Linked DNA regions of Homo sapiens: regions 2 and 3 are each linked to region 1. The links are chromatin loops, found by intact Hi-C in ENCODE. Cell type or tissue: HCT116. All regions are shown on one strand.

The links. Hi-C counts contacts between places; a loop is a spot of excess contacts. Peaks named below come from ENCODE experiments on the same cell type or tissue, not always from the same donor. Only the 100,000 strongest peaks of a DNase experiment are listed, where the experiment ranks them.
Region 2: it touches region 1 in a loop (21-fold over the local background); 21 of 110 quality-filtered maps call a loop at or near these places.
Region 3: a loop joins it to region 1, with 8 times the contacts of the local background. A loop is called at or near these places in 19 of 110 quality-filtered maps.

Annotation. Positions count from the first base shown.
Region 1 is chrX:45,319,413-45,327,412 of GRCh38, forward strand. LOC105373191 (a long non-coding RNA gene) reads left to right here and starts at 5,541. Exons shown (of 3, transcript XR_002958824.2): 1 at 5,541-5,806; 2 at 6,081-6,189. In HCT116, a CTCF peak has its summit at 3,127 (motif pointing right); DNase peaks (open chromatin) are centred at 3,169 and 3,616; H3K27ac peaks cover 4,385 bases.
Region 2 is chrX:45,739,076-45,747,075 of GRCh38, forward strand. MIR222HG (miR222/221 cluster host gene) reads right to left here. Exons shown (of 2, transcript NR_170290.1): 2 at 6,139-8,000. It overlaps MIR221 (microRNA 221), which reads right to left and starts at 7,191; the gene lies at 7,082-7,191. MIR222 (microRNA 222) reads right to left here; the gene lies at 7,940-8,000. In HCT116, a CTCF peak has its summit at 4,175; a DNase peak (open chromatin) is centred at 4,226; H3K27ac peaks cover 7,473 bases.
Region 3 is chrX:46,372,351-46,380,350 of GRCh38, forward strand. No RefSeq gene overlaps it. Among named protein-coding and RNA genes, the nearest start is that of LINC01186, 49 kb to the left of the region's middle. In HCT116, a CTCF peak has its summit at 4,403; DNase peaks (open chromatin) are centred at 3,771 and 4,371; H3K27ac peaks cover 3,809 bases.

The DNA.
Region 1 (8,000 bases):
ATTAAATGGCAAAAGTGTTAGAAGAGCCTGAAGAGCAAATTAAAGAAGCACCCCTAGGGCTGAAGGCACTATGAAAAAGATAATGTTAACAGAACACAGGAGCCAAGGCCACCTCGAGGGGACAGAATCATGACAGGAGCCTCCCAGCAAAAGCTGGGGCCATGGAGGGACACAATCACCAATTATTGCGAGGGATACCACCTAAAGAAGGATTGGGGGATAGGCGGGAGATTGAGCTGGCAAGCATGAATGAGCATGGGAGAAATACATTGGTTTCCCCCTCTTTTATCTCTAGTCTTTTACCAGGGCCTCCCACTAATTGAATCTAACCAGAAGCCTGGGCAGTATAATTTGCACCCTTCAAACCACCATGATACAGAGCAAAGCAAGGGAAAAATGGGGAGTGGATTGGAAAAACAAATACACAGTAATGGTAATCACTTTGTTGAGCCTACTCCAGCCATAGAGGTTATTAGCAAAGGTGAAGAAGTGGGTGTTTGACAGATAAGAGATGTCTTGGGTAGGAGAGCTGCATTCTTTGTAGAATCAAGTACTTACATGCTGTTCACTATGGATGGGACAGGAAACAGAATGAACAACCCTTGCACTTAGAAAGCTAATAGCCTAGCAGGAGAGTCAGGCCATTAAAATCTATAATAAACTTATATATATATACACAAAATAATGTATATTATATATTACTTATATTAGACTACTATATAGGTATAGTAATGTATAATATAAAATATTTATTATGTATTTATAATAGATAAGGCACTATGGGAACATATAGTTGGGAGACCTAATCTCCTGGGACAATCAGAAGGTTTCCTGGAGGAAATAATTAAGAATGAGTGGGAGATGGAAGCAGAAAATGAAAAGTACAAGAAAGGGAGGAGATGAATTCAGACCAAGGAACAGCATGCACATTGTGGCTTGAAGTGGGAAGAGAGGAAATGCTGAGACAGAACAATGGCTGTGGGGAGAAGCAGGGGATGTTGCTGGAATTGGAACTGGGGAGGAAGGCTAGATGATGTCACAAAGGGCTTTGTGGGCTGTGTTGGAGTTTAGACCTTATGCTAAAGGAGATAGGATGTTGCTGAAAGGTTTGAACTAGGGAAATAACAATCAGATTTATGGTTTAGAAAGGTCGTTCCAGACTGGTGGTTGGGAGAGCAGGTAGGACATTATCTAGGTGAAAGAGGATGCTACCCTGGACCAGTATAGTGAATGAGGGTGAAGAAAAGTTCTAGAGATACTTGGAAGGTTGAAACAGCAATGCTTTAATTGGTGATTGATTGGCTATATGGGTAGGGTTAATAGGAGAGAAGGATTACGTTTGGGTCCCGGATAGATAACAGTGCTGGCTGTTAAAATGAAGAACACAGTCAGTGAGGCAATCTGGATGGTTACGAATCAAGGGCTGGGCAAACATTTTCTGTAAAGGGTCAGATAGCAAATATTTTGAGCATGGTGGGCCAAAGAGCCTCTGTTGCAACTACTCAGCTCTGCCATTTTAGTGTGAAAACAGATGTAGACAATATGTAAACAAGTGGGTATGGCTGTGTCCAAATAAAACTTTTCAAAAACAGTTGGTGGGCCAGGCGCCATAGTTTGCCTACCCCTGGTTAAGAAGTGAGTTTCCTATTGTATTTTAAGTGAGTTTCCTGGTTAAGAAGTGAGTTTCCTTGCATTTAAGGGGATAGAAGACATCCAGGTAGAGATGTTGAGTAGACTCTAGGCATGGGAGGGAGTCCTCCTACTCCTCTCTTGGCCTCATCTTCCACCCTGTTAAAAAAAGTAGCTACAAAAGCTCAAAACCAAACTTCATTACAAAATGGTTATCTTCCTGTGGGATAGCTATTAGAAGTTTTTTTGGGGGTGGGGGGACAGGGGCAGGGAGGAGAAGAAGGTTGACTCTTAAGAAAACCCAGTACCTTATATTTTGACTTTTTTTTCCTGCCTTTTTGTTTCTCCTTCTATTCTTATACCAGATGCTTCATATGTACATCATTTAGTTATTGTGCTAATACTATTATTTTCTCTTGTTGGTAAGACAGCATTGTCTTCTGACATATATTATGTGTCCACAGTCTGCTGAACACTGACACAGTACCTGGAGATACACAGATGGATATGGTGGTACCCAAGAGTGCCCACACTCTAGTGTGGGAAAAACTACATTAAAAATTGTCCCATGATGTCATGTGAAGGAGGTAACAATGGAGGTTTGACCATAATTCTATGAAAAGACACAGGGAGAAGCTTGTAGTTATTCCTGCTGAGTGGCTGGGTGGGTGGGTAGAAGGTTTCTTAAACTATATGCCTTGCAAAATTAGTCAGATTAATCAACCAATTGTAATGTTGATGGAAGTGGGACGGGTAGGGTTGTGGGATTCTCACAGAAGAAACATCATGGATAAAGGTATGGAAATGTGAAGATGCAGGGTCTGTTCAGAGGAGAGTAAAACCGGGGTCTCCTAAAACCCTGGCACAACTGGAAAGACTTGGGATATTTCTTGGGTGAGAAGGTTTCTGGTATTGAATTTCCACTTTCTTTTTCATGAGTCAGACAGGCAGAGCATTTGGCTGGTAGGACAAGGGCTTTGTTAGTGGGGTTGGGGGGTCTGGGGTGCAGTAGAGTGCTTAGTTGGTCCAGGGGTTTGATGCCACGAAGCTTGCCCACATCCATCTGGGGAGCTGAATCATGGCTTACATTTCTGGTTGATCCACTGGAAGTAGAATATTGCTAAGGGACACTCAGAGGACTTTAAGCAGGGTCTCAGATCTCTGCGCTTTCTGGTGGAACCCAGTAATTCAGATAATGTGGCTTCTGAGAATTGTTCCCAAAATGGGAGAAAATAGCTTATGGTAAACACGAACAAATCAATGACTTCCATGCTGTGGTTATGGTTAAAAGATTTTTAATATTTTTTTGTTAGGAGGAACCATCATATGTAAAAAGGAGTTCATTGTATCTGCTCAAACCCATGTCACTGTCCTATAGTCTGAATTTTTGCTGTGAACACTAAAGAAAACATTTAGCAAATTGAAGTCAACCATGCAATGCAGCAAAAATTCTAATAATGCTTTGCATCTCTTCCCCAACTCAGAGGCACTGAGAGAAACAGAATGTGCCTCAAGATGGAGCCCTTGAACCACAAAGTTTAGAAGCAAATTCAGTGACTTTGTAAACTTGCCAGGCACAGGCAAAGTTGCAGCTGCTGGTCAAAGCTGGTGGCATTTCTCATGTAGAAATCAGAAGGTGTGGGAAAGCGGTATCCCCTATCCCCTAAAGCTTTCACGAGGGCCAGGCAAACCTGAGGGGCAGGCTGGTATGGCAGTTTTCAGACTTGGGCTCCAACAGCTCACAGGGTTATAAAGTTAAATCAACAGGATAAATAATTTTACTTGTATTAATAAATATACTTATTTCTCTAACAAAGTACATATTTCCCTCTTCTTAAGCCCATCTCAAATGGTAAAATCACTACTTGAAATTTTAATAATCCTCTGTGATCCCTAGTAGGTTCTTACTGGTATATAAGTACTTTCCTTAGACATGAGGGAATGACACACAAAGGAAGCATCAAGTAGGAGGCTACTGCAATACCCAAGTAAATGGGATGCTCCTCACAGCAGGGCAGTTTCCCTGCTGCCTAGAGAGGAAGGTGGCTCAATGCAGGAAGAAGAGCTAGGGCCTCAGCATCTGCCATGTCTAGGCTAGAGTCTGTCTCTGTCCTTTCCTAGCTATGTACTCTCAGGCTGGCTTCTCAACCTAATGATAACACTTCCAGATCTTAAGGATTGAAGATAATGCATTAAAGTGCCTGAGGCTTGTGCCTATGAATAAAGTGCCTACTACTGGTTACTGTTGGAGCAGCCATGTCTACATGTTCAAGCTGTGCACTGAACAAGACATCACATGTATGGAGGTGCCATTCACACTTTAGACATATGATGTATATCAATGCAGGTGAGCCCCAGAGCAACACCCTTTACATCGACCCACACTGGTCCATGCAGCCATGTGCTTATGGGGCAAGCATGTGGACAGGCATGAACTATTGCACATGTTTGCAAAGCTGTTACCTGCCCTGACTATACCTATTCTTTCGCCCCTCCCACCTGCAGACCCAAATAGAAATCTGATACAGTCACCCCTCCCACTTTGGCAGGGAAGGTTCAGTAAATAGGCTGTTATTACCAGGAGCCTGCATGACTCAAGCAAGCAGGTAAGCAGGGGTTCTTGGATAACAGCTCAGGCTGTGCAGCGTCTTTGCCTGGTTCCTCACAAGCCTTTCATGCTCTAGCCAATGGCTTAGGAATGATCCATGGAACTGCCTTTGGGGAGTTTTCAGCTGGATGGTAGCAATCTTCCCAGCATTAACCCCATCCCCACCCTTCCCACTCTTCTACAAGTGGACCATCGGCCACATAAAGGGCCATATGCCACACTTTTTCTGGCCCAGCTGTGTAAGCTTGTCCACCTTAGCTACTGCTAAGTGACATCAGGGTCTATCACATTATCGATAGCACAGACTTTTGTTTGCTGATATCCTATTAATTAATTACACTTAGTAGTGCTTTGTACAATTTTTAGATATTGTTATCCTTGTGTTCTTTCTACTTCTCATCTTCTTTCATTTTTTCCTTTTTTCCCCTAATAATCCTCTTTGCCTTTTTTCTTTCTTACTGAGGTTATGTCTTTCTTATAACTTTGTCCTTCCCCATCTTCTCTTCATTCCTCATGTCAGTTTTCTCTTCTCAGTCCATAGCTCTTCTCTTCTCCATGTTTCTTCTTCTTTCTTGTTCAATTCCTTCCCCTCTCTCTATGCTTTCCTTCCCACTCAGTTTTTTCTTTCATTCAGTTTTATTTCCTCCTCCACCCTCACAAGCACCTTCTCGATTTTTCCCTCCCTTATTCAATAGCTTAGTTTCTCCCAGGGATACTGGCGTTAAAGAGTTCTGGTAGATGGAAAGTCACAAAGGTGGGGGCGCTAGGTGCCCATTTGGTCCAAGCCAGGTCCTGCAAATGTCCATTTCACTTCAAATCCTTAAAACAAAGACTAATGGAATCCAGAGAAGTGGCCATCATGGATCTAGTCTATAGAAAATGTGTAAATTCCCTGTAGCACTGGAGCTGAGAATTTAGACCTAGCCCAGGTTCAAATCAAAGTTCATGGCTCTTTTCCGCTTGAAATTACAGAGAAGTCATAGAGTCTCTTTAGGACTAGCCTGATGGTCTTGACCTTTTTTGAATGTCAGGGTCTCCTTTGAGAGTGTGCTGAAACTTTTGAATCCTCTTCTCAGAAGAATGCACATGAGCTTAAGATTTTGCTTACAAAGTTAAGGAGTCCACAGACATCCTGAAGTCCATTCATGGGTTCTCCAGAAGCCCTTTGGCTGGAGGTTGGACCATATAAATTCAAACTCCAAAGGATGACTTGTCTGCTTGGGCCGGCAATTGGTGTGATAAATTGTAAGGTGGAGAACTGAGGCAAAATGTTGCGTTTCAATACTAGAGCTAAAGACTCTGGTAAGAGTTTTCTAGATTGAGGAGATAGATATTGGTCAGGTTTTGCCTGCTCTATGAATTTCCTGCTCAAAGTGAAGACAGGAGCCTTCACATTTCATAGTTTGTCCTTTTCTGGCCATTTGGAAACCTGACTGTTTTGACTGTACAAACTTACAGCTGGGGCCTGAGCAGTGAGCAGAATGGAATGTCTATCAGGACAGCCGTAGATTTCCACAGCTTCCTGCTTTCGTCAGCTTCAGCTTAACATCTATTATTGTGAAGAGTAGGGTAAGGAGGTCATTTTCTTTGTCCAAACTTTTTGATTCAAGGTGGTTTTTTCCATGTGAAAAATAAACGTGGGAGGAAATAATCCCATTTATCCATTTTGGGGAATAATTTATTTGAGAAGTCTGAACTCTGGGCCCATTTTATTGAATCAGTATGGCCCTGTGAAGTATATTATGGTTTAATTTTAGTCATGGTGCTTATGCTTTGTTTGTACCCTTGGTGCAAATTTAGTGTTTTCTAATTAATTTGTTTTCTTCTTCTCTCTGCTAATTAGGTCTTCCAAGTTTATAAGAAGAATCAGATTTCCAAGAGCAATTTACCCCTTTCTTCATTCTGTTAGGCATTATTTGGAATGGCTTTTCTTCGATGAATTCAATTAACAGGTATTATGAGCATTTCTGTGTAACATCCTGTTCCAAGGAAACAGGAGCTGAAGAGAACAACACACGACCCTTGCTGTACCCAGGGTGTGTGTGTGTGTGTGTGTGTGTGTGTGTGTGTGTATGTGTGTGATGCAGATGATGCATATGTGTCATGTGAGTCATGTGTGTGTATGGGGATGGGGAATTATTGAGAAGAGAAGAAAGCAAGGAGTAGGAGAGGCAAGGGCAGGTGGAAATTCACCAGGTTGAGAGACTAGTCCCTAGGCTGGCAGTTAAAAATCTGATGTACCCAGTCCAAAAGGGTTGGGTGAAAACAGAAGGTGCTGGGAGAGCTCAATTTTACAGCTGGAGACACCCAGAATGTTAGGTTGATGGCTGCATCAGTAACTCTCGACTCACTTGTTGGTGGCAGAGATTCCCATTTCTCTCTAGCTGACAGTGTGTCAGGACTGGGTGAAGGTATCCTGGGCTCACACTGTACAGTGCTGAGGAAGGCAGAAGATGACTGGCTAATGATGTTAAGAGACTTGGAGAACAGTGGAGTGGGAGGAGCAGGTATGAGGGAAAATTATAAGTTCCATAGAGCACATTTTCTTAAAATTTACAAGTGATGAATTATTCATGCTTCACCAAGAAGAATGCTGTATCTTAGGACTTTTCACAATTGTCTTCAGTTATTGTTATCAACACAATTACAGTTTTCTCCTTTTAACTGTCTACTAACATGGCATGTTGTCTAAGTGAATCAGGTATGTTTAATCATGATTGCAAACGCCAGTGTCATGTGAATCCTTCTGAGTATAGATAGCAGTGTGGGCTGGGCACGGTGGCTCATGCCTGTAATCCCAGCACTTTGGGAGGCCGAGGCGGGCGGATCACAAGGTCAGGAGATCGAGACCATCCTGGCCAACATGGTGAAACCCCGTCTCTACTAAAATAGAAAAAAATTAGCCAGGCGTGGTGGTGTGCACCTATAGTCCCAGTTACTTGGGAGGCTGAGGCAGGAGAATCGCTTGAACCCGGGAGGTGGAGATTGCAGTGAGCTGAGATCACGCCACTGCACTCCAGCCCAGCGACAGAGAGAAACTCCGTCTAAAAAAAAAATAAAAAATAAATTAAAAAAAGAAAAGAAAAAGCAGCATGGAGAAACCCTTCCTCAGCTAACAGTGGAACTTTAGGGTCTGAGACTTTTGGAGAAAGTTATTTCTAAAAGACTTTAGAGTAAACTATTGTTGAGAATCTTACTCACCTTCATAAATACCTCCTCCAATAGAACTTTTTCATGGAAGTGCAAGAACCTCTTTTATCCCTTTTAGACTTGCCATTTTTCAGATTTCAGTTTGGAAGAACAGTGGCAGGGTGGGGTGGAATCCCATGTCTACACCTGGGTAAGTAACCTGTATGTGTGTTGAAGAATCAATGTGGATATCTTCAATTTTGTTTGCATAAGAAATTCTATGTAGCAAATACTTCCCCAGCCTTCTGCCACTTAGCAGTCACTCCTGTAAAACAAAGATGCTATTAGGCCTGTGGTAAGGTATATAAGAAGAGTACCTACCCAAATATCTGTACAATGTTAAATACTCTCAAGAAAAATGGACATGTTTCCCATACTTTTTTTTCTTTGAGCAAATGGTTTTATTGGATCACAAAGATTTTACAATCTTATGTAAGGACAGGTGTGAGTTAGTATTACTTGCATATATTAGTTTGATCATCATGTTGGTTCCATAACTCTCTGGTATGTGGCTGCTGGTATGGACTGACCTTTGAATGATGACTAGCAGGACCTGGAGTGGGTACAGCTCTAG
Region 2 (8,000 bases), 420 kb after region 1:
TGTGTGTGTGTGTGTGTGTGTGTGTGTGTGTGTGTGTGTCCTATGACCCAACAACTCCATTCCTCATTATACATTCCAAATAATTTCCTACAGAGACCCATAAGGAGACATGCATTATTAGAATGTTCAGTACAATGTTATTTGTGGTGGCCAGGAATTGGTTCCCATGTGGGGTCTATCACTGGAAATGGCATAGGTGAAATGTGGTAGTTGCACTCCAAGGAGTATCATGCAGAATTAAAAATAACAGATTAGAAACAAGAATGGACCTTAAAAACAGTGCTGAATTTTAAAAGTAAGAAATGGAATGAGATACAACACAATGTCACTCATGTAAACTAAAAATACTTGGACACCAAAACAAGGTACATTTTTCAAGAACACATAGAAACTACATGATACACATTAAATATATTTGACTATGTGTGGGGAGTAAGGGAAAATGGGAGTATAGAATGGTGATAAAATGAAATTTTTTTATAAACAAGAAAGAAAACTATGAATAGTCACAATCACACACCAAAGAAACTGATCACTGAATTTAACATCACCAGTAGCAGGACAAATCGATGTAATGTGTATCCTAATATGATGCACTTAAGGACACAACTGTACTTACGTGTTATTCTTGCCAAACATGTATAACCTGACTTTAAGCAGAAGGAATTACCAGAAACCCAAACTGAGGAACACTCTACAAAATAACTGGCCTGTACTCTTCCAAAGTGCCAAAGTCATGAAAGACAAAGGAAAGCTGAGAAACTGTTTCAGGTTAAAGGAGACTAGAGATATAAAAACTAAACGTGGGATCTTAGATTGGATCCTAAACTAGAAACAGAACAACAGAGAGACAAGTGGTGAAATCTGAACACAGTGTGTAGGTTATAGTATTATATTGATGTTAATTTTTTGATTTTGATAATTGTAGGTACATAAGATATTGTCATCTGGGGAATTGAAGGTGTGTGGATACTCTCAATTTTTTTATTATTAGATATAATTCACATATTTTGAAATTCACCCATTTAAAGTGTACAATTCAGTGATTTTTAGTATATTCACGAAGCTTTGCAACCATCTCCAGAACATTAATTTCATAATATTTTCATCACCCCAAAGAGAAATGTTGTATCCATTAGCACTCATTCCCCACTCCTTCCTACCTCCAAGCCCCGGCAACTACTTATCTACTGTCTCTATAGAATTGCCTATTCTGGATATTTCATATAAATGGAAATACATAGTATGTGGCTTTTTGTATCTGGCTTCATTCACTTAGCATAATATTTTTGAGGTTCACCCATGTTGTAGCATGAATCAGTACTTCATTCCTTTTAAGGCTGTGTAATATTGCATTGTGTGGATATAACACATTTTATCATTCATCTGTTGATGGACATTTCCGCCTTACAGTTACTGTGAATAAGAATAGTGCTACTATGAACATGCATGCACATGTTTTTGAGTACCTGTTTTCAATTCTTTTGGGTATACCCATACGAGTGAAATTTCTTAATCATATGGTAATGTTATTTAAGTATTTGAGGAACTGCCAAACTTTTCCAAAGCAGCTGTACCATTTTAAACTCCCACCAGCGCTGCCTTCATATTATTTTTGCAACTATGTTGAAGTTTGAAATTATTTCAAAATGAAAAGTTTTTTAAAAAAGAATATAGTCAGGTTGTTGTGCCTCTTCTAGTAAGAGCCAACAAACCAGTGTCCATTGCTTCAGGGTCTTACAGAATGAGAGAAAAAAAGTTGAGAAAAAGTGAGAAAACAAGCCCCTGGTTGTTTGCACCTTTCCATCTTGTTTTCATGCTTAACACTTTGACATCAAATGTGCAGGTTTCTTCCCCGACACCAACCAATTCTCTGACACTAGCTGAGTGCCCTACAATTTAATTCTGGCACCATCTAACTGGAATTAGTGTCAGATGGTGCAAGTTAAGGACTCACAAGACTGCCCCCACTTCAAATGTCAATTCCAAGTTCTGAACCACTTGTATTTCTGACTGGCTATTAATCAGGAGTTCCCACTGCTCCCTCCTTGTGTTAGATAATTTGCAAGAACAGCGCACAGAACTCAGAATAAACGTTTACTTAATATTAATGGTTTATTATAACGGGTACAAGTCAGGAACAGCCAAATGGAAAAGATATATAAGGCAAAGTATGTGGGAAAGGATGAGGGGCTTCCATGCAGCCTCCTGGAATGCCATCCCCTTAATATCTCCATGTGTTCACCAACCCAGAAGCCATCAGAACTCTGTAATTCTGGGGGTTATATGGAAGTTTTATTACATACACAATTGATTACATCATTGGCCATTGGTAACTGCTGTGATCTGATTGCATCCCCCCAAATTTGTATACTGAAACTTAATCTCCAATGTAATAACATTAAGAGGTGGGGTTTTAGGCAGTGATTAAGTCATAATGGCAGAGTCCTCATGGATGGCATTATGGCTCTTATAAAAGCACTTGAGGGAGTGGGGTCTTCTCTTCTGCTCTTCTGCCATGTAAGGATAGTTCATCTCTTTTGCCCTTCCACCTTCCATCATGTTAGGACACAGCAAGAAGGTCCTCACCAGATACCAAATGTTGGTGCCTTGATCTTGGACTTCCCAACCTCAAGAACTGTGAGAAAAATAAATTTCTGTTCTTTATGAATGACCCAGTCTCAGGCACTTTTATATAGCAGGACAAATGGACTAAAACAGAAACTAGTACTAGAAAATTGGGGTGTTGCTATAACAAATATCTAAAAATGTGGACACAGCTTTGGAACTGGATAGTGGATAGAAGCTGGAAGATTTTGAAGGTGCAGGCTAGAAAAAGCATACATTGCCATGAACAGAGCATTAAGGATGATTCTGGTGAGGGCTCAGAAGAGGAAAGCTGTAGAGAGATGCTTTTTTTGAGAGTACCTAAGTTATCATGATCAGAATGCTGACAGATATATGCATAGTAAAGGCCATCGTGAGGAAGTATTATATAGAAATGAGGAGTGTCTTATTGGAAACCAGAGGAAAAGTCATCCTTGTTGCAAAATGGCAAAGAACGTGGCAGAATTTTGCCCACTTCCTAGAACTTTATGGAAGGCAGAATTTAAGAGTGATGAACTAGGATATTTGGCAGAAGAAATCTTTGAGCAAGGTGTTCAGGGTACTGCATGGCTTCTCTTAACTGCTTATAGTAAAATGCAGGAGAGAAATATAGTGAAGATGGAATTTAAACTCAGAGGAGTGGCCAGGCATGGTGGCTCATGCCTGTAATTCCAGCACTTTGTGAGGCCAAGGGTGGGTGGATCTATTGAGCTCAGGAGTTTGAGACCAGCCTGGGCAACATGGTGAAACCCTGTCTCTACCAAAAATACAAAAAATTAGCCAGGTGTGGTGGCACATGCCTGTACTCCCAGCTACTCGGGAAGCTGAGGTGGGAGGATCACTTAAGCCTGGGTGGTCAAGGCTGCAGAGGGCTAAAATCTCACCACTGCACTCCAGCCTGGGCAACACAGCAAGAACCTGTCTCAAATAATAATAAATAATAAAATCAAAGGGGAAGCAGAATTTAAAGGTTTGGAACATTCTCAGCCTGGCCAAGTGCAAAAGCATTTGGAAGAAAACACCAGGGGTGTGAAGAAGTGACCATTTGCAAGGAGATTAGTATGGATAGAAGAAAGTCATACACTGTTCATCAAGACAATGAAAAGTGACCCTGAACACGGTGAAACCCCATCGCTACTAAAAATACAAAAATTAGCTGGGTGGTGGTGCACACCTGTAATCCCAGCTGCTGGAGAGGGTGAGGTGGGAGAACCACTTGAACCTGGGAGGTGGAGGTTGCAGTGAGCTGAGATCGTCCCGCTGCACTCCAGCCTGGGTGACAGAGTGAGACTTTGTCTCAAAACAAAACAAAACAAAACAAAAAACACCCTGAAGGCATATCAGAGACTATTGGTGCTGCCTTTCTCATGACAAGCCCGGAGTGCCAAGGCCTGGGGCACATAACTAAAACTAGGGGCTTAGGGTAACCGAAGAACCTCTGCGTTCACTGCCCAGTGATGCCTCATCTCTGCTCCATTTACTCCAGTGTAGCACTCCTCACCCACCTCAGCTGTGGTTATGCCTAGGTGTGGCTAGTGCCCCCAGTGTCCACATTATAACTCTGCAGACACACAGAGCGCAAGAGCTGTGGAGGAATGACTAATTCCACGTAGGTTTCAATGGATGACTTGGAGAGCCTCAGGACCAACACAGAGAACTGAGACAGGGATAGTGCCACCAGACTCCCCAGTGGGACAATGCCCAGGGTAGCCATAAGATTGGGACTGCCTCTGAGACTCCAGTACTGCAGAGCCACTGGAGTGTGATCCTAGCCTGGGAGAGCTGCAGACACCCAACTCCAACTTGCGAGGTGCTGTATAGAATATGCCCAACAAAACCATGGGGCTGAGGCCCCCTATGGCCTTGGGGGCTTAACCTCCACTCCAGTGTGTCTAGATTATTCTCAAGCCTTAAGATTTAATGTTGTTTACCTTGTTGGTTTTAGCACTTACTTAGGACCTGTTATTCCTTCTTTCTTTCCTATTGCTTTGTTTTGGAATGGAAATGTCTATCCTATGGTTGTTCCACCATTGTATTTTGGAAGTATATAACTTGTTTGACCTTATAGGTTCACAGCACAAAAGCAATTTGTCTCAGAATGAACCTTACCTTCAGTCTCACTCATATCTGATTTACATGAGATTCTAGACTTTTGAGTTGATGCTGGAACAAGTTAAGATCTCTGGGGCTACTGAGATGGAATGAATATATTTCATACGTAAGAACATAAATTTGGGGGGCCAGGAGCCAGACACTATGGTCTGATTGTGTCCTCCGAAGTTCATATGTTGAACCTTAGTCATCAGTGTGATAGTATTAAGAGGTACAGGCTTTAAGAGGTGATTAGGTTACAAGGGAAGAGGCCTCACTGATGGGATTAGGCTCTTTAAAAGGGGCTTGACGGAGTGTGTTCTTTCTCTTCTCCTATGTGAAGACACAGCATTCATCTTCTTTTTGCCCGTTCATCATCATATGAAGAAGCAGTAAGAAGGCCCTCACCCAACACTGAGTGCCAAGGCCTTGGCCTTGGACTTCCCAGCTTCTAGGACTATAAGAAAATAAATTACTGTTCATTATAAATTACCCAGTCGCGGGTACTTTGTTATACCAGCATGAATGGACTAAGACAGTGATCAACTCAGTTGTCAGAGGTCAGGGGTGGGATTGAATGTTGAAAGCTCCAACCCTCTAATCATACCTTGGTCTTTCTGACAACCAGCCTTCATCCTGAAGCTAACTTGCCACCACCTCTACTCCCCGCTAAGCCAAGTCATCTCATTATCTTGTTAGCATACAGAAAGACACTCATCACTCCAGAGAGTCCAAGGATCTTAGAAGCTCTTGTGTCAGGAACAGGGGACTAAGACCAAATACTTTAACAAAAGATGCTATCACCTCTATTAGTTAGAAAATTATGACAGTTTTAGCAGCTCTGTTCCAGGAACTGAGGGTGAAGACCAAATATGTCTTTTTCTTATTATATTATCACAACATTCAATCTTGCTTTGAGGATCAACCCAATACTTGTACCTGAGAGGGAAATGTAAACTTATCAATGGAATTAGGGAGTTCTTCACACCTGGCACCACTGTCAACACCTTCTCATTTAATGATAGGCAAAGGGACTCAAAGAACATCAGAAGTAAGGAGTGGAGGACTGGGCATGGTGGTTCAAGCCTGTAATCCCAGCACTTTTGGAGGCTGAGGCGAGAGGATCACTTGAGCCCAAGAGTTCTGTACCAGTGCACTCCAGCCTGAATGACAGAATGAGAACTCATCTCTTTAAAAAAAAAAAAAAAAAAGTATGAGTGGACATGGGAGAAGAGAAACTGTCCCTTTGGTAATTATGATTTATTAAACATAACCATGTTGCACAGAGCCACTTATTTCTCTTAAAAGCCTGTCAAACGTCTTAAGTGGAATTACTTTCTCTTCCCGGGTCACAAAAGCCAGTGGCTCAGGTACAGAATAGATAATAGAACTGATTGGTGAGTAGGAAGCCAAAAGACACACACAGAGAACAGTACAATCTTTTAAAAGCTCCAAGTCATTAGCTTTATTTTTACTGAATTCAGCATGGGATGACAAAAATGCATTATATCACTACCATCCATTATTACATGTAGACATTTATCCTTGTATTCTTTATATGTCCATTTTCTACGTTAAATCTGTTAACCAATACTAATTTAAATTACATGATTTCCTACTAAAAATATGCAGTTCATATAAGCAAGGGCAAATAAATCCTCCTTAAAACATTTTATTCCTTTATAATTGAGAACTTAACAGTCTTAATGGCTAGTTCTTAAAAAATGTTTATAGGATTAAGTTTATTTAAGAGAGCAGACAAACAAAACATATTGTAAAACTAGTATTTTCCAGAAGCAATTTCCATTCTCTTCCTTTCTTCCTGCAAACTGGTGTTTTATCTTTACAAGTTCTCTGTCATTCCATAAGAAAGCTGAACAGTGGTTAAAACATCCAGTTTGCTTGAATTCCTGAGTGATTCAGATTCCAGTGAGATTGAGGGTCATTCATAACAGTTACAAGGCTGGTGTGGTAAAGGGAGAACAAAAATAAACTGGGTTTCTGCAGGTAAGTGAGAAGACAAAATGAAGAGGAATAAGGTTGTAAGGCAGTATGATTAGGCTTGTGGGTGCTATGCCTTCTGATAATAATTATGAACAGAAATAGAAGCCAAAAAGTAAACAACATGTAAGTTGTCAATCTTTGACAGTTGAGGCAGGGAGAAGGAAGGAAGGATGACATTACACCTTATCTCTGGTTTACTAGGCTGGTGTGTGAGACCATTTGGGTGAAATCGTATTGAAATCATTCATTGCTGAGGTGATCAGCTTTCTTGCGGTCCTTTCTCTGCACTCTATTCAATGATAAACTCCACTGGTTTATACCTCCTGGAAAACAGTTATTCAGAAACATTATAGGGGTAGCATTGGTGAGACAGCCAATGGAGAACATGTTTCCAGGTAGCCTGAAACCCAGCAGACAATGTAGCTGTTGCCTAACGAACACAGAAATCTACATTGTATGCCAGGTTCATGCCCCAGACCTGGATGTTCAGCTTGCAAGTAATTCTCACATACTATTTCAACACAACTGCCTACTGCATTCAAGATTTCAAAATTGGCATTTGTCTTTTCTACCACAAGGAAAAGAAAACCAACAGTCAGAAATGCTGGGACTTACCTACTACCAACAAAATTTCCTTAAACCATCATATCATCAAGTTGTCATCATTTAATCATGACATCATGTTGAAAATGCCATCTAAAAGTCAAGAGATGAAAAAGCTGGATGGAAGGAAGGTCGGATAGATAAACTGGTAGGTACGTGGGCAGGTGGGTGGATGGATGGATGGATGGGTGGATGGATAAATGGGTGGATGGGTAGGGGTAGATAGGTAGGTAGGTAGATAGATGAATAGATTGATCTATCCAAATGATACCTTTCATAGGGGGGAAAGAGAAAAAAAGAGGTAAAACAAAAACAGGTAAGAGCTAAAACATGGATAAATATCCAGATTCCTCCCCCTTGTAGTATTGAAAGCAAATAGACCTCATCATTCATAAAACCTTGAAGGTTCCCAAGCCCCAGCTGATAATGTTGGACTTAACACCCTAGAACTTGACTCTCTCCTCTCTCTCTGTCTCTCTCTCTCTCTCTCTCTCTCTCTCTTTGTGTGTGTGTGAGTGTGTGTGTGAGTGTGTGTGTGTGTGTGTGTGTGTGTGTGTGTGTGTGTGTGTAATTCAAGGTAAAGTTTTCATTATTAAAGACTGCCCAATAATCTCTCTCAGGACACTGAAGCAGAAGCTAGAAGATGCCATCAGAGACCCAGTAGCCAGATGTAGCTGCTGATTACGAAAGACAGG
Region 3 (8,000 bases), 1.1 Mb after region 1:
TTCCTTTAATTCTGAAATCCCATAACCTCTCCTAATCCTACATTACCTGATTATCAACTTGTCTGTTCTAAACAGCCCATGGGCATTCTTCATCATGATGCTCACGGCAGGCGGAAAGAAAACCTTCATGCTCTCCTTTAATATCAAGAAAACCATCATTTCTCCCATAGAAGTAGATAGGAATGCTTGATTATTGGTCAATAATTGATTCTGTGTTCTGTATGCCCTCAACTACGGCTTGGCACCTCTTCTAGGACATGTCAAAGGACTTTTTGTCTTCATGAGAGAGTCATTTCTAGTTTTATCGGTGATGAAATGGGAGAACTTTGAATCCCTTGCCTAATAGTCTAATCGAATAATCCTTTAAATCAGAGCAGGGTAAAAAAAAGAGATAGAATAAAGATATACACTAGGAAAGTGATATACAGCAAAGCCTGTCTTATAAGAGATGCAGCCAATGAGAAATAGATGCATGAGACATCACTTGTTCTGCATCACTTTCCAGGGTTACATACTGTGCTTCAGGAGGCTTATATACCAGTGTGATCCATAAACCATCCATCTTCTTGGCAGACTTCAACAGTTTTGAGACTATTCATTTCTGTTTGATGCACTCTGAATCCTCATTTCACTCATACTTGTCTGCACCACCCAACATTCCTTTGAAATACCATCTCTACCTTCTTTTCTTACCTAAAGCTTACCTACCCTTCTAAGTACAGATCAAGTCTCACCTCTTTGACCCCTTCTTTGACCTTACCCCCGGGGATCACTGTCTTCTCTGAACTCCCAAGTCACTTCTCAGGGAGCAATGCACAGCAAGGAAGTCAGTGTGAGGAACAAAAAATACATTGTTCCTGCCTCTCACTTCATGTCCACTCTCCCCAAGGGGTTGCCTATCCATTTAGACAAACGAAACAAAACAAAAATATACTACCGTAAAAAAAGGTCACCAGTAATTAATTAATTGCTTGAGAATGTACAGAAGGGAAAAAAATCACTGAGCCCTAAAGTAGTTTGGAAAGGTTTTGCCAAGAGACACTTGACTTAGGTGCAACAGAATGAGTAGATTTAGATAAATGGAAAAGAGACCATTATAGGTGGACAGGACAGAAGTAAATGAAAAATTGAGATAGAAAAAAACTAGATGTGTTCTAGGAATAGGAAAATCTTCTCTGAACTGTATTCTTCAATGTGCCCAGTCCTGTACCTCACTATAGTAGGCGCTCAGAAAGCATCATTGATTGAATGAACTGAAAAAGTAATAATATTTTTTGCTAGGTAATAATCAGCCATTTGGTCAATACATGAACAGAAAATGGCTTCATTTTCAGGAAGTATAAGAGCATTAATTTCCCACATAATATGAAATAGTAGCTTACCATATCTTACTGATGGACACTTTTAATAAGACAAACTAAAAAAACTCATCTTTTAAAATTAGTTGAAATTAATAATAGAAATAGAATCCCAATCAGTAGCATTGCTAATAGTTGTTCTCTATTTATATTCAGTGGTCCAAAATGTCACTATTTAAGTCAAATATCTATAAAAATGTGTGCAGTTATTCAGTGGTCCAAAATGTCACTATTTAAGTCAAATATCTATAAAAATATGTGGAGTAAATTTCAGCATACTTCCCTCTTATTACAAGTGCTGACCTTTTTCATTTTTGAAAATGCCTGTTTTGAGATAATGCTTCACAATGTCTTCTACAAATACTTAGGTACTTAATTAACCATTGGATTTATGGTTTACGTGAGAGCAATAAATGACTACAAGAAGAGCATGTCTATTTCTGGTTCCCAGAATCATCGTTCCACAATTGCTTGAGGCATTATCACAGCATCCTTGAGTAAAGGCTTTTCTCGTGCTGAAGTGTGTGACCTGTGTCAGCGAGAATCAGGATGGCTGCTGTGGATTCATGGGACCCCCCTCCCTCATACCTGGCTTTGAGCAACAAACTGATCACATAACAGCCTTTTTCCCCTCTAAGTCTCAGACAACCTGCCTCAACTTTGAAAAACCTAACTGTCCAGTTACTTAATTTCATTAACCAAATAAACTGATTTGTGTTGTGTGGGTGTGTATGCACATGTATACATGAGCTGAGAGGGATGTTTACAGACTGTAAAAATACGAGCTTGAAAAGAAAACTAGATCTCAGGAAACATAAACCAACATGTCAAAACCATGAATGCCTGTGGGGAAGATTTCACATATTCCCCCACTTAAGACACCTTTAACAAGATCAGTTTCTTCAATCCCATGAACAACTTTTTGTGAGTCATTAATTAGGCCCTTACACAATAAACAAAGAAATTAATAAGGAAGTTCAATGTTTTAAAAAATGGGAAAAGAGTTATTTCTTGAAAAGAAAGAGCAAAGTTATTTTCAAATACTTAAGCAAGTGAACTGAAGTGGGGTTTTTTTCTTGAGTTAGACACAGGTTTAGTTAATTCTCACAAACATATCTGGGAAGATAAGGAGTTTTCAGTAGAAATGTTATCCTCAAAGAATATTCATGAGGGAGAAAAAGTGCAAGTGAAATCAAGTTGGAAGAGAAAATTAATACATACGTTGCTATGAAAGACCAGCTAATATTGGTCTCAAAACTCAGTTATGAGAACTATATGAAAGCTGAACACAGTTTAATACACGTGAAAGTGAGCAGAATCACTTTCTGCTTCCACTTGTACCAAGAACTAGTAAAAAGCATGTGGAAAATAGTACAGAAATGAGATGGGCACAGCACAAAGTTTACAAATTTCATCTCACAGCTAACCATCCTCAAACACATTGTACTCTGAATTTAAGCTAGGCATAGTACATAAAAAATCTTCTAGATCACATCTAGATACATCTCTTTTCTCTCTTTATCACAGAGGGCAGTGCTCCCCAGAATGGTAGAATTTGCCAGTTTTCTGAAAAGGTGATGGGGAGAGCACAACAGTAACAACTTTGCTTTGACAGGCAACTGACACCCATATGATTGATCATGCCAATTATTTCTCCAATGGTGGAATGAGGATCGATTTTTAATTGAAGATGGAATTCTAGCATTCGGAGATTTTTTTTTTCCTTTCTTTCTTTTTTTTTTTTGCTTGAACCAGAGCTATCCAGTTTTTGAAATGGCATGGCCTTCAGGGCCCATAGCCCTTTCTTGGACCTCCCACACTCTTCATATCACAAGGCCAAGAAAATAAGTACCTGCCCATAGCAAATAGCTATGGGCTATTTTTCCTAAACAGCTATGGGCATGTTTGCTCACCATTTCCTAAATCCCATGGAAACTGGGACAAAAGGACCCAAGAAACTTGAAGGGAGCACATTTTAAAACAACCCTACAAAACAGGCACTTTTTCTTGTATATTTTACCACCACTTTGCTTGTGCTGGTGAAAGTGGAGGGGAGATGAGAAAAGGCCTCATTTTGTATGTTAGCTCTTAGCTATTTGGTTTAAGGGATTTTTTTTTTCTTATAAAACATGCAACTGAAACTGGAAAGTCCTTCAGCTAGATGGTCAATGTTTTTTGTGGAATGTGAAAAGGATGGCTTTTTATATCACTGGGTAATTTACATACGCTTGGTAGGTTACTCCCAGATTTCCAGGGTAGAAAGTGACAGTGGGAGACGATGATTCAAATTGTTCAAATATCCATAGGGAAGACATATAAACTCACCACAGACTTTGATAACGTATTAGTCATTAGATATCTCATCCTGACCCCAGCCTCAGATTCACCTGCTGAATACCTGAGCTTAAGTAAGCCATACTTGGAAATGTGGAAACAGAACCCTACTGAGAAAAAAAAACTTATCAAGAAAAAAAAAATCTCTCTTTCCTGTGCCTAAACAATTTCCCCCCAAAGAGCCAGAAGCTAACACAATATTCCCCCCTAAAGAGCCAGAAGCTAACACAGTAACACAGGAAAAAATGAGAATACAAAAGGTAACATCTCTAAAAGGTACTTCAGCTTTCACACCACGATTCCACATCACTACATTGATGACATGCAGAAAGCAATCAAATGCAGGAATACTCTGGGTTGACTGAGCAGAGGCACAGAGTAACAGCCTGGGTAAGCAGCAGCCCTGCTCCTGGGCCAACAGCTGAGCACACCCAACAGAAATAGAATGGTCACTGACGCTGACCACAAGGCAGGCCCCACACAAGTAAGTGCTTTACCTGCCCTTTATCATGTAACTCTCATGGCAACCATCTGAAATAGGCATTTTTAATTTCCATCTTAAAGATGAGGAGACAGAGGCACTGAGGGGCTAAATAGCTTGTCAAGCTATTTGTATAGAAGTTAACACAACCGGCAAGAAGCAGAGAGTCAGGAGCCCGGGTCTTTCTGTTTCTTTAAGCAACATTGCCTCCCTGTGTTCAGGGCTGACTATTCTCTCTCAGGTTTTCAGAGCCATTTACACAGATGTTCAAAGAACAATGCCATGGTTCACTCATACAACATGGAAAAACATCATCATAAAACTCACAGAGTATCTCTCTAGTCTATAGAAGCCAAAATATCAGTGTGAAAAATAAAATCCACAGTCAATCTTACATTAATTCACTATGTCTTCTGAGTCCATTTTTTATTTGCTGATATATCCCATTCTTAACAGTGTTTTACAGATGCGATTTTTATTTTAAATTAAAATGGAAAAATAAAGGTTTCAAAACTGTTAAAGATATCATGACCGTGCTTAAAATTATTTTTTAAATAATACTGAGAAATCCCAAATCCAGAGCTCAGATAGCTTGTTTGAATCATTTTTCTTAAAAAAATAGTTTAGTGGACTTAGCCAGATGAAGCTCACATCTTGGCACCGTGATGTTCTGGATTATCCTTTGGCAGAGGGAAGGAAGTGGGACAATCTATTATCATTATTATTGTTATTATTACGTTTTTTCAAGATGGAGTGTCGCACTGTCGCCCAGGCTGGAGTGCAATGGTGTGGTCTCGGCTCACCGCAACCTCTGCCTCCCAAGTTCAAGTGACTGTCCTGCCTCAGCCTCCTGAGTAGCAGGGATTACAGGCACACACCACCACACCCGGCTAATTTTTTGTATTTTTAGTAGAGACGGGGTTTCACTACTTTGGCCAGACTGGTCTCGAACTCCTGACTTCGTGATCCGCCCACCTCGGCCTCCCAAAGTGCTGGGATTACAGGCGTGAACCACCATGCCTAGCCTATTAATATTATTTTTTAAGAATACAAGTGCAGAACGTGTAGGTTTGTTGCATAGGTAAACGTGTGCCATGGGGGTTTGCTGCACCTATCAACCCTTCATCCGTCATCTAGGTGGTTTTTTTGTTTGTTTTGTTTTTGTTTTTTGTTTTTAGAAGAGACAGGGCTTCACCTTGTTAGCCAGGATGGTCTCGATCTCTTGACCTCGTGATCCACCCGCCTCAGCCTCCCAAAGTGCTGGGATTACAGGCGTGAGCCACCGTGCCCGGCCCCCGTCATCTGGGTTTTAAGCCCTGTATGCATTAGCTATTTGTCCTAATGCTCCCCTCCCCCCGTCCCTCACCCCCCAACTGGCGCCAGTGTGTGTTGTTCCCTTCCCTGTGTCCACGTGTTCTTATTGGAACAATCTATTATAATCTGCACCTCAACTTCCCCCTCCTGTGCTTGCAGTCTCTTCAATAGCAATAACTTTTCTTTTTTTTTTTTTTTTTGTTTTTTTTTTTTGAGACAGAGTCTCGCTCTGTCGCCCAGGCTGGAGTGCAGTGGTGCAATTTCAGCTCACTGCAACCTCCACCTCCCAGGTTCAAGCAATTCTCCTGCCTCAGCCTCTTAAGTAGCTGGGATTACAGGCGTGTGCCACCACACCCAGCTAATTTTTATATTTTTAGTAGAGATGAGGTTTCGCCATGTTGGCCAGGCTGGTCTCAAACTCCTGACCTCAGGTGATCCACCCGCCTCGGCCTCCCAAAGTGCTGGGATTACAGGTATAAGCCACTGTGCCCGGCCAATAACTTTTCTTTCAGGCTTAAAACCTCTTCAGCAGCTCTATGTTCCATCAATTGCTAATTACCATAATTCCATCTCTGCAATTTTTTTCTTCTCTCTCCCTTTCTGTTGCAATGGCCCATATTCTAGTTCAGATCCTTCTTAACTCTTGCCTCTGAAGTGGCTTCCTTCCCTTCACCCAGTTCTTCCAACTGTCTCATATTAAGCCAAAGTTCATCTTCTAAAGCACATTGGTCTAACAGCATAAAGCACCCAGATCATCTTCAAAACTTCCAGTGGTTCCCTATTGCCAAGCCAGAAACAAACAAAGCAAAACAAAATGAAAAGCAAAATACACCTCAGTTTGGCATACAAGGCCATTCATGATCTGACTTCTGTTTACTTTTCCAAGCCAGATGATTTCCCACTATCCCAACCCCCTGCAACCTATTCAGCAGCCACAGAAGACAACACAATATTTCCCTAAAATGCCTTACATTCACCCACCAGAGCATTTTTTTTTCTTCAAAATACCTTCACAATCTGACATGTAAGTTCTATGAAGACAGAAACTTTGGTGCACCAAAAGTATACCCAGTACCTAGGCATGTGATAAACATTTTTTAATTGTGTTGCCGAAATGCCAGGGATTCAGTCCAGGCCCTGCTGATGGCCACACAGAACGCCAACCACTGAAACAATGAGTATTACCAGGGAAGAAGGCTTTAATTGGGTGCTGTGACCAAGGAGAACGACAGATAAAGTCTCAAACCCATCTCTCCAACTGGGGGTTTTATATAGTAGGGAAGGTGGGAAAACAGGAATTAAGGAGGGGAAAGAAAGCAATGATGATGGATGAGGGGTCTGGCATCTCATTGTCCAGATGCAGTGATCTGATGAGTTTCAGTCCCTTGCCTGAGGGTCGGTTTCCTAAGGAACGAACTCAGATGAGACAAATGTAAGTTTCTAATTTTAAGACCAGGGAGGGTCAATTTCTATATTTATTTAAAAAACCATAAATATTAGTTCTATGGGACAATCAGACCAGTTTTAAATGAATGATGTTCACCTTGTGAGAAATGTCCTTTTCTGATATCCTTACCCATTTATGTACTATCATTTCTTTCTATGCATCATTCATTCCTTCTCCACAACCCATCGCAGATGATCCTCACAAAGTCAGTCTCTTGTTTATGTCTTCTTTTCCCTTGTTTGTCTTCTTCTCTAACACTTTCATTGGCTGCCTCAGATTACAGGCACTCCTGCCTCTGGTTCTCCTGATGAAAAGCCCCTGGAAGGCAGAGAATATGTTCCAAGTATGAAGTCTGGCACTTAATGGGAGCTCAAAAAAAAGGATTATGTATTAAACAAAAGTTTGTTAACAATAGCCAGACCATCCAATACGTTCCATTAACAAGGTTTTTTCCATAGGAGATTTTCTTCTTTTCAGAGACAAAATGTGGACATTATAAATTATATTATATAATATCAGGGATCAGAAAACTTTTTCCAAAAAGGGCCAGATAGTAAATATTTTAGGCTTTGTGGACCATAAGGTCTCTGGCAGCCATAGAAAATACATAAACAAGGCTGGGTGCGGTGGCTCACGCCTGCAATCCCAGCACTTTGGGCAGCCTAGGTGGGAGGAACAATTGAGGTTAGGAGTTTAAGACCAGCCTGGCCAACATTGTGAAAAACCCTGTATCTACTAAAAATACAAAAATTAGTTGGGCGTGGTGGCACGCATATGTAATTCCAGCTACTAGGGAGGTTGAGGCAGGAAAATCGCTTGAACCCTGGAGGCAGAGGTGGCAGTGAGCCAAGATTGTGCCACTGCACTCTAGCAGCCTGGGTGACAGAGCAAGACCCTATAGAAAGAAAGAAAGAGAGAAAGAAAAAGAAAGAGAGAAAGAAAGAAAGGGGATAGATAAAGAAAGAAAGAAAGGAAGAAAGAAAGAAAGGAAGGAAGAAAGAAAGAAAGAGAAAGAAAGGAAGAAAGAAAGAGAAAGAAAGAAAGAAAGAGAAAGAAAGGAAGAAAG